Linked DNA regions of Homo sapiens: region 1 is linked to region 2. The links are chromatin contacts, found by Hi-C or POLR2A ChIA-PET in ENCODE. All regions are on one chromosome and are shown on one strand. The core of a region is the stretch at or near the end of the contact, and the rest is flanking DNA. Distances in the headings are between cores, read along the strand shown.

Region 1 (5,983 bases), core at 2,029-4,528, 170 kb after region 2:
AACCACAAGAAGGCTGACATGGCCACAGTATGAAAAACAGCTCTGGGTCTCTCTTTGGTAATTTCAGTTCCTGATTCAAGGCGAACTGTGGTTTTAAAGATAACAATTTAAAGTGCAGGAATGCCACAGAGAAACTTTCCCTTTGTCACGTAAGAGGGTCCCAGAACACCCTTTAGGACCCAAATGCATTCTGTTTCTAATGGAAACAGGAAGCTTCAGCTTCCCAAGAAACCATAAGCTAGTTGGCTTCAACAACAGCTGCTTCAACAAAACTGTGAAGTTCCACATTAGGGTTTCCATCTTCAACAAACCCAAGGGAATCGAAAATATGTAAAATTGGCTTTTAATAATGCACAGAACTCAGGAGAAATCAAATACCCCACGGAGTCCCTTAGCTTCTACTTACCCAGTAACACTGGCAGCAGGATGAGTTTCAGTGGGCAAAACATGCTGCTCTCAACTTTCAAATCTTAAGATAAAAGAACAAAAATCACAAAATCATGTCAAGAGAAGCTCATTAATTTAAAAAACCAATAGTGAAGGACTATACGGAGCAGCCTCTGTTTGAGACACTGGTATGCAGCATTGAACAAGAAAAACAGACGAGGTCCCAGCTCATTTGCAGTTTGTATGCAGCGGGAGGTGGAGAAAAAAGAAGCAAATAAATGAATGAATGAATAAGAAAATACCAGATGTCAATAAGTGCTATGATGAAACAAAACAGAGTAGTGTTTGAAGAGTCACTTGGGGGCTGCTTTAGATTGGCCATAAGGGAAGATTAGATGAAAGTTGCTTTTCAAGAGAAAAAAAGCAAATGATTGCAGGATGCCCTTGAGATGACAACCCTAGATTTTCCACTACCTGTATGTTTCACACAAACAAAAAATTATAGGATATCCAGCCTGAAATTTTTCCCCATCTCTCCACCTAAATTAGAATTACTACTTTTTTGGGAGGAAGAGGTTGGGGGAGGGAACAGATTCTCACTCTGTTGCCCAGGCTGGGGTGCAGTGACGTGATCTCCAGGGCTCAAGCAACCTTCCTGTCTCAGCCTCCTGAGTAGCCGAGACTACAGGCATGCTACACCACACTTGCTATTTTTTTTTTTTAAGTAGTAGAGAGGTCTCACTGTGTTGCCCAAGCTGGTCTCAAACTCCTGGGCTCCAGTGATCCTCCACCTCAGCCTCTCAAAGTGTTGGGATTACAGGCGTGGGCCACTGCACCTGGCCCATGGTGCACTTTTTATCTTATTTTTCTTTTTAACTTTTTAAAGGCAGGGCAGTGTGGCTAGAATGAGAGTTGGGCTGTGCATTGGACAAAAGTATGTGTTTGATATGCATGTTATCTCTGTAGTATTCATTTCATTGCATTTACCAGCCCCTGGAAAAGGATTCACTGTTCTACCAAACACCCCCAAATTTTCTTAGCTAAACAGAAGAACCCTGACTCTCAGGAGTTACAGTGCAACCAGTCTTGAGTTCCCACCTGCTACTGCTCCTGGCCTCAGCCGTGGTCTTTACCCCTGGCCACCCTGCCGCTGGGGAGATTCCACCTCAGAATCTGCTAAGAGGAAAGATATGTTTTTTGCATTAACAGCAAGGTACCCCACCCAGCTCTGCTAGGACATCTGGCACATACGGTAGCCATTTTAATTAATAAACATTGATTACTTGGCCGGGCCTGGTGGCTCACACCTGTAATCCCAGCACTTTGGGAGACCAAGGCGGGCGGATAACGAGGTCAGGAGATCGAGACCATCCTGGCTAACACGGTGAAACCCCATCTCTACTAAAAATACAAAAAATTAGCCGGGCATGGTGGCGGCCGCCTGTAATCCCAGCTACGGGAGGCTGAGACAGGAGAATGGCGTGAACCTGGTAGGCGGAGCTTGCAGTGAGCCGAGATCACGCCACTGCACTCCAGCCTGGGCGACAGAGCGAGACTCTGTCTCAAAAAAAAAAAAAAAAATTGATTACTTAAGACATTCCTTAATCGTATTCTCCAATCAACAAAATCCTCTACCTGGAAAATCAGAGTCAAGCTATTCAAGGAGGTTCCTACCTCAGGTCCCACTTACACAGAGAAGTCAGCTGATCTTGCTGAACCTGTTTCCTTGCCTTTAAAAGGGATTGATAATGAAAGGATCTAATAGTATAACGTAGATAACAGTGCTTTGAAAATAGGAAGCATTACCATGGAAGATTCTTTATATAGATAAGAGTCAGAAACAGAGTTTGTAGCTTTAGGGGAGATTTCAGGTTCTGAGCTTCTACCTTTCTAAGAATGGCAAATGATGAATCAGAATGAACAGGAAACTTAAGTTTCCATTTTTGAACCTTGTTGTAACAATGGGGATAATAATTACACTGAGCCAGATATATCAGGAGTCACATAGATTCCCCTAAACAAAAGAACCTCTAGTGAAAACACAGACCTCTCTCAACATAAGCAAAACCCCATTCCTGCTCCGTGCCACCCACCTTGCCCCATACATACATGGATGAAGGTCATAAGGGGCTTCCTTTATGGTGTGTCCTAACATAAGTTCATCACATCTGGGACATCTGTTGCCTTCCCCAGGGAGTTGGTTGTGCTCCCTCCTCTGCCCAGAAAACAGCACTTAGCAGTGGGACATTCCCCCTGCAGCTCACCAACCGCATGGAGGAGTAATGACTAATTTATATGTCTGCCACCAACTCAAGTCTGCAGACTCTAAAAGGCAGCACCATACGTGCCTTATTTAGATGTGTGTCCTGTTACCGTGGGGCAGCACCGGCAAAATGCCTGGCATATACTGGATAAATGCTCATAGCTGACAATGTGACCATTAAGTTGAAATCAACTTAAAGGCATCTTGCAGCAGTCCCCGCTCCACTCTATTCTAAGAGGAAGCCAGCGACTCTAAAAAGATTCTGAATCTTGGCACTAAAGCCGAGTAACTCAGAGCCACATCCAAACCATCTTCAAACAAATGCTAAGAAACATGAGTATCATGAATGGAAAACGCTCATTGTCAGTCCTACATACTCGGATGCACCTCTAGAACTCCGTGAAGACAGAAGCAATGATTTTAGCGGAAAAATTACTAAAAGTTTTTTTTAAATGCTCTTCTGGGCTCAGATCTTCCTTTAACCAACTCTTTGATCTTTGGGAAAATCACCGGGCCTTGTTTTCAATATTAAAAGATCAGACCTTTTTCTTAATATAGCAGCACACTAGAAATCAGTAGTTGATGTGTAATAAAGCAGAGAAGGTTAATGCCAGGCCCTGGGTGCTTTACACAGTAACTCATTTAATCCTCACAACAACCCCATGAGGTTTTACAGATGAGGAAATGAGGCAGAGAATGACAATGTGACTTGCCTAAGAACACAGAGCAAGTGGCAGAGCGAGGATTCAAACCCAGCCATCCTGGATCCGAGCCTGTGTCTTTGCCACACTATGCTCTTCCTCCACATTTGAGAAAGTAATCAATATTTTAGAGCAAAGCTTTTCTGAAGTTTATTTGTCTAAACAAGATTAATCTGTTCCTCCTGACTGAATGGTCTACCAATCCACCTTGCTCAGGCCTTCACCCAGTTAACACCTGCTCCTCGCTCACATCTCAAGTTAAATATCATTTCCTCGGGAAACCTCTCTTCAACCACTCATCCCAGGACAGGTCCCCAAGCCACATGTCTTTTTTTTTATTTTGAGATGGAGTTTCAGTCTTGTTGCCCAGGCTGGAGTGCAATGGCACGATCTCAGCTCACCGCAACCTCCGCCTCTCGGGTTCAAGTGATTCTCCTGCCTCGGCCTCCTGAGTAGCTGGGATTACAGGCATGAGCCACCATGCCTGGCTAATTTTGTACTTTTAGTAGAGACAGGGTTTCACCATGTTGGCCAGGCTGGTCTCAAACTCCCCACCTCAGGTGATCCACCCACTTCAGCCTACCAAAGGGCTGGGACTACAGGCGTGAGCTGCTATGCCCGGCAGCCACATGTCTTAATAGTACCTCTACCTTTCCTTTAGGGCATGGGCCACTATGTCTAATTATCTATTTATTTGTGTGCTCATTTAATTAAGACCCTGCTCTCTACCTCCACCCCCAAGACTATAAGCTCCATGAAGCCAAGAGCCATGCCCATGAGCCACCACACTTCCAGTGCCAGCATGGTGTGAGGTACGGGGACATCCTCAGTAACTACTTGTCAAATGAGTTCATAACACCTTGGACATTTACCAAGAACACTATTCAAGTTTGAATTTCCTAGTGAGTTGACAGATATTTGCAAATTCCTATCTATATATTCACCAACACCCACAAATTCTGAATTTTATATATACATATTTAGCTGAATAACAAAATTCTGGTTGCATATGTAGATGAATAAAATGAATTTCAGTTTTAAAAAAAATCCAGCAAAAGCATTCAGAAGCACCTTAAGCACCTTGATAATAGACACCATTGACATTCACAACTTCTACACTGCTTCCTTCTCTTTCCAGATACTGATTTATCTCCTCAGCAGATGTTTGGAGATAATTCTCCATAGTAAGTTATCTCATCTGTTGGCCAAATATTTTGACCTGAGCTCATGGTTCTTTCACAGTATAAATTCTGGCAAATACCTTCTGTCCTTCTAGGGGGTTATAACTATCAGGATCTTCTTTTCTATTACTAATAGTGTATGGGGGGTTAAAAATGGGCAAATGGTCTGAACAGACATTTCTCAAGAGAAGACATACAAATGGCCAACACATATATGGAAAAAAATGTTCAATATCAGTAATCATGGAAATGCAAATCAAACCCACAATGAGTTATCATCTCATACCAGTTAGGGTGGTTATTATCAAAAAGACAAAAAAACAACAAATGCTGGTGAGGATGCAGAGAAAAGGGGACTCTTATACATTATTGGTAGGAATGCAAACTAGTACAGCCACTATGGAGAACAGTATGTGTGTAGTCCTGTTAAGTAAGCAACAATGAGGAGGGGTCCCAGCTGGGGAGGACCCAGGTGAGGAAGAACAATGAACAACTGTTCTGAGACATAGCTAATCAAACAACCTGAGGGCACAATGACTTCTATGGGCACAATGACTTCTTTCACAGGTAGCCCCCTCCAGCACCACCCTATAAAACTTCCCTTCAGCCCCTGCCTCTTTGCAGACAGTGCCTTCTCTGCTGTGCTGCCCATTACAACCTTGCAACATGTTTTCATACCTTCTCTAATAAATCTGCCTTTCTTTCCTATGACTGTCTTGGTAAATACATTTGCTGCCGGTGACATCGGCCCTAGCTAGTCACTACCCGCAACATTTTGGTGATCCAAAAGGGGATTGCTTGGGGACCTCTCCCCTACTCTGTCCCTTGCCTCTCCAACTCCACTATCTCAGTGAACAGCATCCAAGTTTGGAGACAGCTGAAGGTCCTGGCCAGGGCTGCTCCCTGTGGACCAGAAGGTCCTGGTGAGAAGTCACCACCCAATCAGAGTTTGCTTTCCTTTTCAGTTTTCAACTGAAACAAACTCTAGTATCCCTCTGGTGACTTATGACAACTGACCAGGGCCACTTCCTGGTGTGGCCTGAAGGCCAGGGGCTGAAGAGTTTTGTCTGCCTTGCCCGGGAGAGAGGAAAACCCTCTCCTACCTTTTCTGGTCAAAAGTCCCTCTATGTGTCACAATTGGCACACATGGTTTGGGGAACTCAGACCCACCTCTTTCTCACTCTAAATTCTCCCCATGAAGACAGGCAAACCTCCTGCTCTGGATGTTCCCAAACTAGGTGAGCTCAAGCAACCTCAGAGCAGTGAGTCTCCCCATTCACCTCCCCTCTCCTCATACCTGAACCGATTATCCGGTGCAAGGCCCCAGTGCAGAGAAGTCTTTCTGATAGCTGGGATGCCCTTTAGAAAGTGCACCCAAGTCCATCAGTGGATGAGAGTGGAACGCTTTTCCTCAGCGAGAAGCCTCAAGAGAAAGCAGTTTGTGTCCCCAG
Region 2 (5,520 bases), core at 2,515-5,014:
GAATGAAAATAAAGACCCGGTACACCAAAACTTGTGGGATGCAATGATCAGAGAAAAATTTATATTTGTAAATGCCTACTTTAGGAATGAAGGAAGATCTCACATCAATGGCCTAATCTTCCAGTTAATCTTCTAAGACGCTAGAGAAAGAAACACAGGCCGGGCACAGTGGATCATGCCTGTAACCCCAGCACTTTGGGAGGCCGAAGTCGGTGGATCACTTGAGGTTGGGAGTTCAAGACCAGCCTGGCCAACATGGTGAAACCCTGTCCCTACTAAAAATACAAAAATTAGCTGGGCATGGTGGCAGATGCCTGTAATCCTAGCTACTCGGGAGGCTGAAGCAGGAGAATAGCTTGAACCTGGGAGGTGGAGGTTGCAGTGAGCCAAGATTGCACCACTGCTCTCCAGCCTGGGCAACAGAGTGAGACTCTGTCACAAATGAAAAAAAAAAAAAAGAGAGAGAGAGAAAGAAAGACAAACTCAACTACAGCAAGCAGAAGAAAGGAAATAAAGCTTAGAGTGGAAACTAATAAAATAGAAAATAAACAATAGAGAACACTAACAAACAAAAAATTGGCATAAGATCAACAAAACTGACAAACCTTTAGCTAAGTTAACCAAGAAAAAAAAAGACTCAAATTACTAGAATCAGAAATGAAAGAGGGGACATTGTTGTCAACGTTACAGAAACAAACATAATAAGAAATACAATGAACAGTTGTACACCAACAAAATAGATAACTTAGATGAAATAGACAGATTCCTAGAAATACACAAACCACCAAAACTGACTCAAGAAGAAACAGATGATCTGAATAAGTATAACAAATAAAGAGGCTGAACTAGCAATAAAAAATAATACCCACAAGAAAAACCCAAGCCTAATTAGCTTTCCCACTGATTCTGCCAAACATTTAAAGAAGAATTAATATCAGTTATTCACAAACTCTTCCAAAAAATAGAAGAGGCTAAACACTTCCCAACTCATTTTATAAGGCAAATATTACCCTGATGTCAAAACCAGACAAGGACATCACAAGAAAAGAAAACCAGAGAAAAAATATCTCTTATGAATATGGACGCAAAAATCCTCAACAATTAGGAATGATTGTATGTGGAAAAAGAATAAAGAATCCTCAACAAAATACTAGCAAACCAATTCCAGCAGTATCTAAAAATAAGTATACATCATAACCAAGCTGGATTTCTCCCTCGAGAGCAAGATTAGTTCAGCATCTGAAAATCAATTCTTGTAACACATCGTACCAGTAGAATTTTTTAAATCACATGATGATCTCAATAGATGCAAAAAAAGCATTTGACAAAATCAAACACTCTTTCATGATAAAAACACTCAACAAACTAGGAACAGAAGAGAACTTCCTCAACCTGACAAAGAGCCTTTATGAGAAACCCACAGCAATCATGCTAAATGGTAAAAGGCAGATGTTTTCTTCCTAGGATCAGTAACACGACGAAGATGTCTGGTCTCACCACTTCTGTTCAACATTGTACTGGAGGTTCTAGCCAGGGAAATAGTCAAGAAAAAGCAATAGAAGGTATCCAGATTGGAAAGGAAGAAATGAAAATATCTCTGTTCACAGATAACACAGTCTTACATATGGAAAATCCTCCTCCTTGAAGTCTGGGTATTTGGTAAAACATTTTTTTTTTTTTAAAGAAAATCTTAAGGAATCCACAGACAAATGTATAAACAGAATGTGGTATATCCATATAACAGAATATTCGGTCATATAAAGAAATGAAGTATTGATACATGCCACTTGAATGAACCTCAAAAACATTATGCTAAGTGAAAAAAGCCAGTCACAGAAGTCCACATATTATATGATTCTATTTATACAAAATATCCAGAAAATCTATAGAGGAAAATCTATAGAGAAAGAAAGTAGAGGCTGGGCGCAGTGACTCACACCTGTAATTCCAGCACTTTGGGAGGCTGAGGCGGGCCGAACACGAGGTCAGGATTTCAAGACCACCCTGGCTAACACAGTGACACCCTGTCTCTACTAAAAATACAAAAAATTAACTGGGCGTGGTGGTGGGCGCCTGTAGTCCCAGCTACTCGGGAGGCTGAGGCAGGAGAATCGCTTGAACCCGGGAGGTGGAGTGAGCCAAGATCGCACCACTGCATTCCAGCCTGGGCGACAGAGAGAAACTCCATCTCAAAAAAAAAAAAGGAAAAGAAAAAGAAAGTAGGTTATGGGGGGGCCAGGGGAAGTGGGGAGAAAAGGAGGGGGTTATCTTAGCTAAAGGGTATGGGTTTTTTTTTTAGGCGATGAAAATGTTCTAAAATTGACTGTAATGGTGGCTGCAGATATGCATGAATATATTAAAAACATTAAATTATATACTTCTAATGGGAGAATTGTATGTTATGTGAATTATATCTAAACAAAGCTGTTAAAAAAGCGATAAAATGCCAACCTATATTTATCTCTGTCTAAATTATCCCCTGGAGAGAAGGAGTTCCTAAATCCTTAAACTTGAAGAAGTGCATTGAAATGCATTTTCTATAATCCAGGTTTCCTGCAGATATGTAACACTCAAAACCCATGCAAAAAGCAGAGGTATCAAGATCCTTACACTTAGGTAAGAATCTACCCTAATTGTACTTATCTATCCATCTACTCATATTCCAGAAACCAAATCTTAGTCACTGAGAAGTCTGGCAGAATTGAAAAAAAAAAAAAAAAAATGCAGCCGTGAGTACGTGCCAAGCAGCATGAAGGTAATGGTGGCATTATGCACCTTACTATTTACCAAGCCATTTGGATGAACTGACCTAAAGCCAGGAGATCTTGCAAATGGTCATCCCACCGCCCATCTAAATCATGATTTCTCTCCAGATGCCCCTCCAACTCCCATTTAAAGTTCCTTCTAGGATGGGTGCGGTGATTCATGCCTGTAATCCCAGCATTTTGGGAGGCTGAGGGTGGGCAGATCACTTGAGGTCAGTGAAACCCTGTCTTTACTAAAAATACAAAAATTAGCCAGGCGTGGTGGCGGGCACCTGTAATTCCAGCTACTCCGGAGGCTGAGGCAGGAGAGTTGCTTGAACCCATGAGGCAGAGGTTGCAGTGAGCCGAGACTGCACCACTGTACTTTAGCCTGGGCAAGAGTGAGACTCCATCTCCAAAAAAAAAAAAAAAAAGTTCATTCTACTAAAAAAAAAACAAAACAAACAAACAAACAAAAAACCTCCTAGTTTGATCACTTAGAAGAAACCTCCAGCAGGTGATTGGACATCTCTAGCTTTTAGATTATACTGACAAGGAACTTTAAAACAAAACAAAACAAAAAATGAAGAAGCAAGCAGCACAACCCCCTGGAAGATTAGCAACACATCAAACAAAATCAGAAGGAAGTTCTAAAACTCAAAACCTAAGTACAACAGACCCTAGTGGGAGGCCCTAGGCTTTACTATTAGGATCAATGGTGGAGGCAGATGTGGAGATGATATTGCCCAAGGTCCAGGTTTGGCAAGAAAAATGGAACATTTTCATCTCCATTGGCTTCTAGGCCCCCTCACCCTCAATACATCAGGTTTTATGGAGCCTACACTTTTCTCCAGCTGGAATCAAGAATTCCTCCTTTGTTGCTCATCTGTTGCTCATCAATTCCACGTTTTAAAGATCAGTTCAAGTTGCAGAAGAATAGATATCACATAATTCTAGTTATGGTATACACACATGCACACACACACACACACACACACACACACACTAGAGAGAGAGAAAGGCTGTCACCAAGTTGCGGTTCTCCCTATGATTAAGGCAAGTCAGGGCAGGTGTAAAGCAGGTGATGATAGGGTTTATGAAGAACCAGGGGAGTGGGGTAGGGAGTAGAAGTAAAAAGAGCCTTTCAAGTTTTGCCTTAGTATTAGCTTGAACCATATAAAATTGTCATTTTTAAAGGTCAAAAACAGGTATCATCAATTTCACATGATTTTCATCTTTTGCAATAGAAATATTTGTGTGATGAATAATATTGCTGAAGAAAACAAACCAATCACATAACAATAAAAAATCAAGTATCTCCTGTTTGAAACTAGACCCATTGGTTTGTTTACTGCTCTCTAAACTTTACCTTCACTCTCTCTCTGATAATGTACAGCTCTGAATCTTTCAACCCAGTATAATGAATGAACAGACAGCAGATTTCAGGCAGATCTTTTTAACTCTTGACCATCGGGATATTTGCTTTAGCAGTGTGTGATGACGGAAAAAGACTTGGAGCCAGGCCATCTGGAAGCTAAAATATCATTACTCTGGGCAAGATTGAGTTTTAATCCTCTCTTATGTTGAAATGGGGATTAAAATATTAACTTCACAAGGTTAACGTGAAGATTAAGTGAGACGTGTATGTGAAAGGAGAGTTATATGGCTCCTGACACATGGTAGATATTCAATAAGTTATTTTCCTTCACTTAGAGTGAAATTTTCTAGAACAGCATAGAGTGTTGGCAGCTCTTCAATAATTTATCAGTAGCCTTTGTCCTCCTCTGGACAGAGACCAGTTAGGCACCAAGTACCCATAGAGATCTCCACCTACTGATGACCAAAAGTCTGCCTTTGATCTCTAATGCAACAATAAGGTGGGCAGAAACAGCCCCTGACAGATCACAATTTCCTATGACATAAAACAAGGCTCAGAGTCGGGCCCCTTTATCTTTAAGTGATGATGCCACTTTGGTCTGATACCACATTAGATTAGATGGATGTGTGATCTCCTACCAAGCACACAGGAAGATTGGCATCAACCTTTGCACTGATGATAGGGTTTATGAAGAACCAGGAGGCCCCAAAAAACTGTAAGTCCTGGTGCCTGGCTGTGTCAGAAATGCAGTCTTAACATCAGGTAGTTTCCTGCCTGCTTAGCCCTCAACCTCAACAGACGCCTGGATATCAAGAACCTTGCCTTAAGTCTGAGCCAAGTTGTCCCTCCAATTAAGGCAAGTCAGGGCAGGTATAGAGCAGCTGTTCCCAAATTCTTCAGAGTTCCCTACGGATCTTTCAAAGAATGGAGTACCTGGGACCCACTCCAGACCTATCCAAGGAAACTCTCCAGAGGTGGGCCCAGGAATTTGTAATTTTCAATAAGCTCCCCAGGGGATTCTTTCACAGCCAGACTGACACCGTTTGAGTCTGGAGGACAGAGGAACAGGTCCATCAAAGTCTATTCATATGAGAGTCGGTATAGGGAGTTTCCCAAAGTAATTAGTTCTGGTTATCTCACTTTGAGGAGGAAGAAAGTGAGAGTCATACTGAACATACTTAAGTTTAGAGAGAAGGATGTTTAGATTTGAAAATGTATTGTTTTGAGTAAAGGAGTTTAAGATAAATAAACATTTTAAATTTCTTTGTAGAAGCCAGTCCCAAGAATAGTTTTATTACTTCCCTAAGCAAGATAAAGTCAAGGAATAGAAGTGAGCTTCCCTACCACTGAATGAGTTTTAGGAGTAAACCGGCTGCTGAGAGTCAGCCACCACCCCAA

What was found. Hi-C counts contacts between places; a loop is a spot of excess contacts on that map. ChIA-PET counts read pairs that join two places held with the same protein, here RNA polymerase II (POLR2A). Pooled maps may share reads with other maps.
Region 1: a pooled map shows a loop between it and region 2 (3-fold over the local background). The contact joins two enhancer-like sites. A Hi-C loop is called at or near these places in 7 of 50 pooled maps. POLR2A ChIA-PET finds 5 or more read pairs at or near these places in 4 of 52 experiments (K562, Panc1, T-cell and 1 more).

The regions. Positions count from the first base shown.
Region 1 is chr11:118,214,418-118,220,400 of GRCh38, forward strand. JAML (junction adhesion molecule like) reads right to left here. Exons shown (of 10, transcript NM_001098526.2): 2 at 407-469. The coding sequence starts at 449. Among named protein-coding and RNA genes, the nearest start is that of JAML, 7.6 kb to the right of the region's middle. Within about 2 kb of position 3,279, at least 3 of the 41 ENCODE cell types and tissues checked have a DNase peak (open chromatin) inside an H3K27ac peak, as active enhancers do.
Region 2 is chr11:118,041,612-118,047,131 of GRCh38, forward strand. All of the region lies in intron 1 of SMIM35 (small integral membrane protein 35), which reads right to left. Among named protein-coding and RNA genes, the nearest start is that of TMPRSS4, 33 kb to the right of the region's middle. Within about 2 kb of position 3,765, at least 3 of the 41 ENCODE cell types and tissues checked have a DNase peak (open chromatin) inside an H3K27ac peak, as active enhancers do.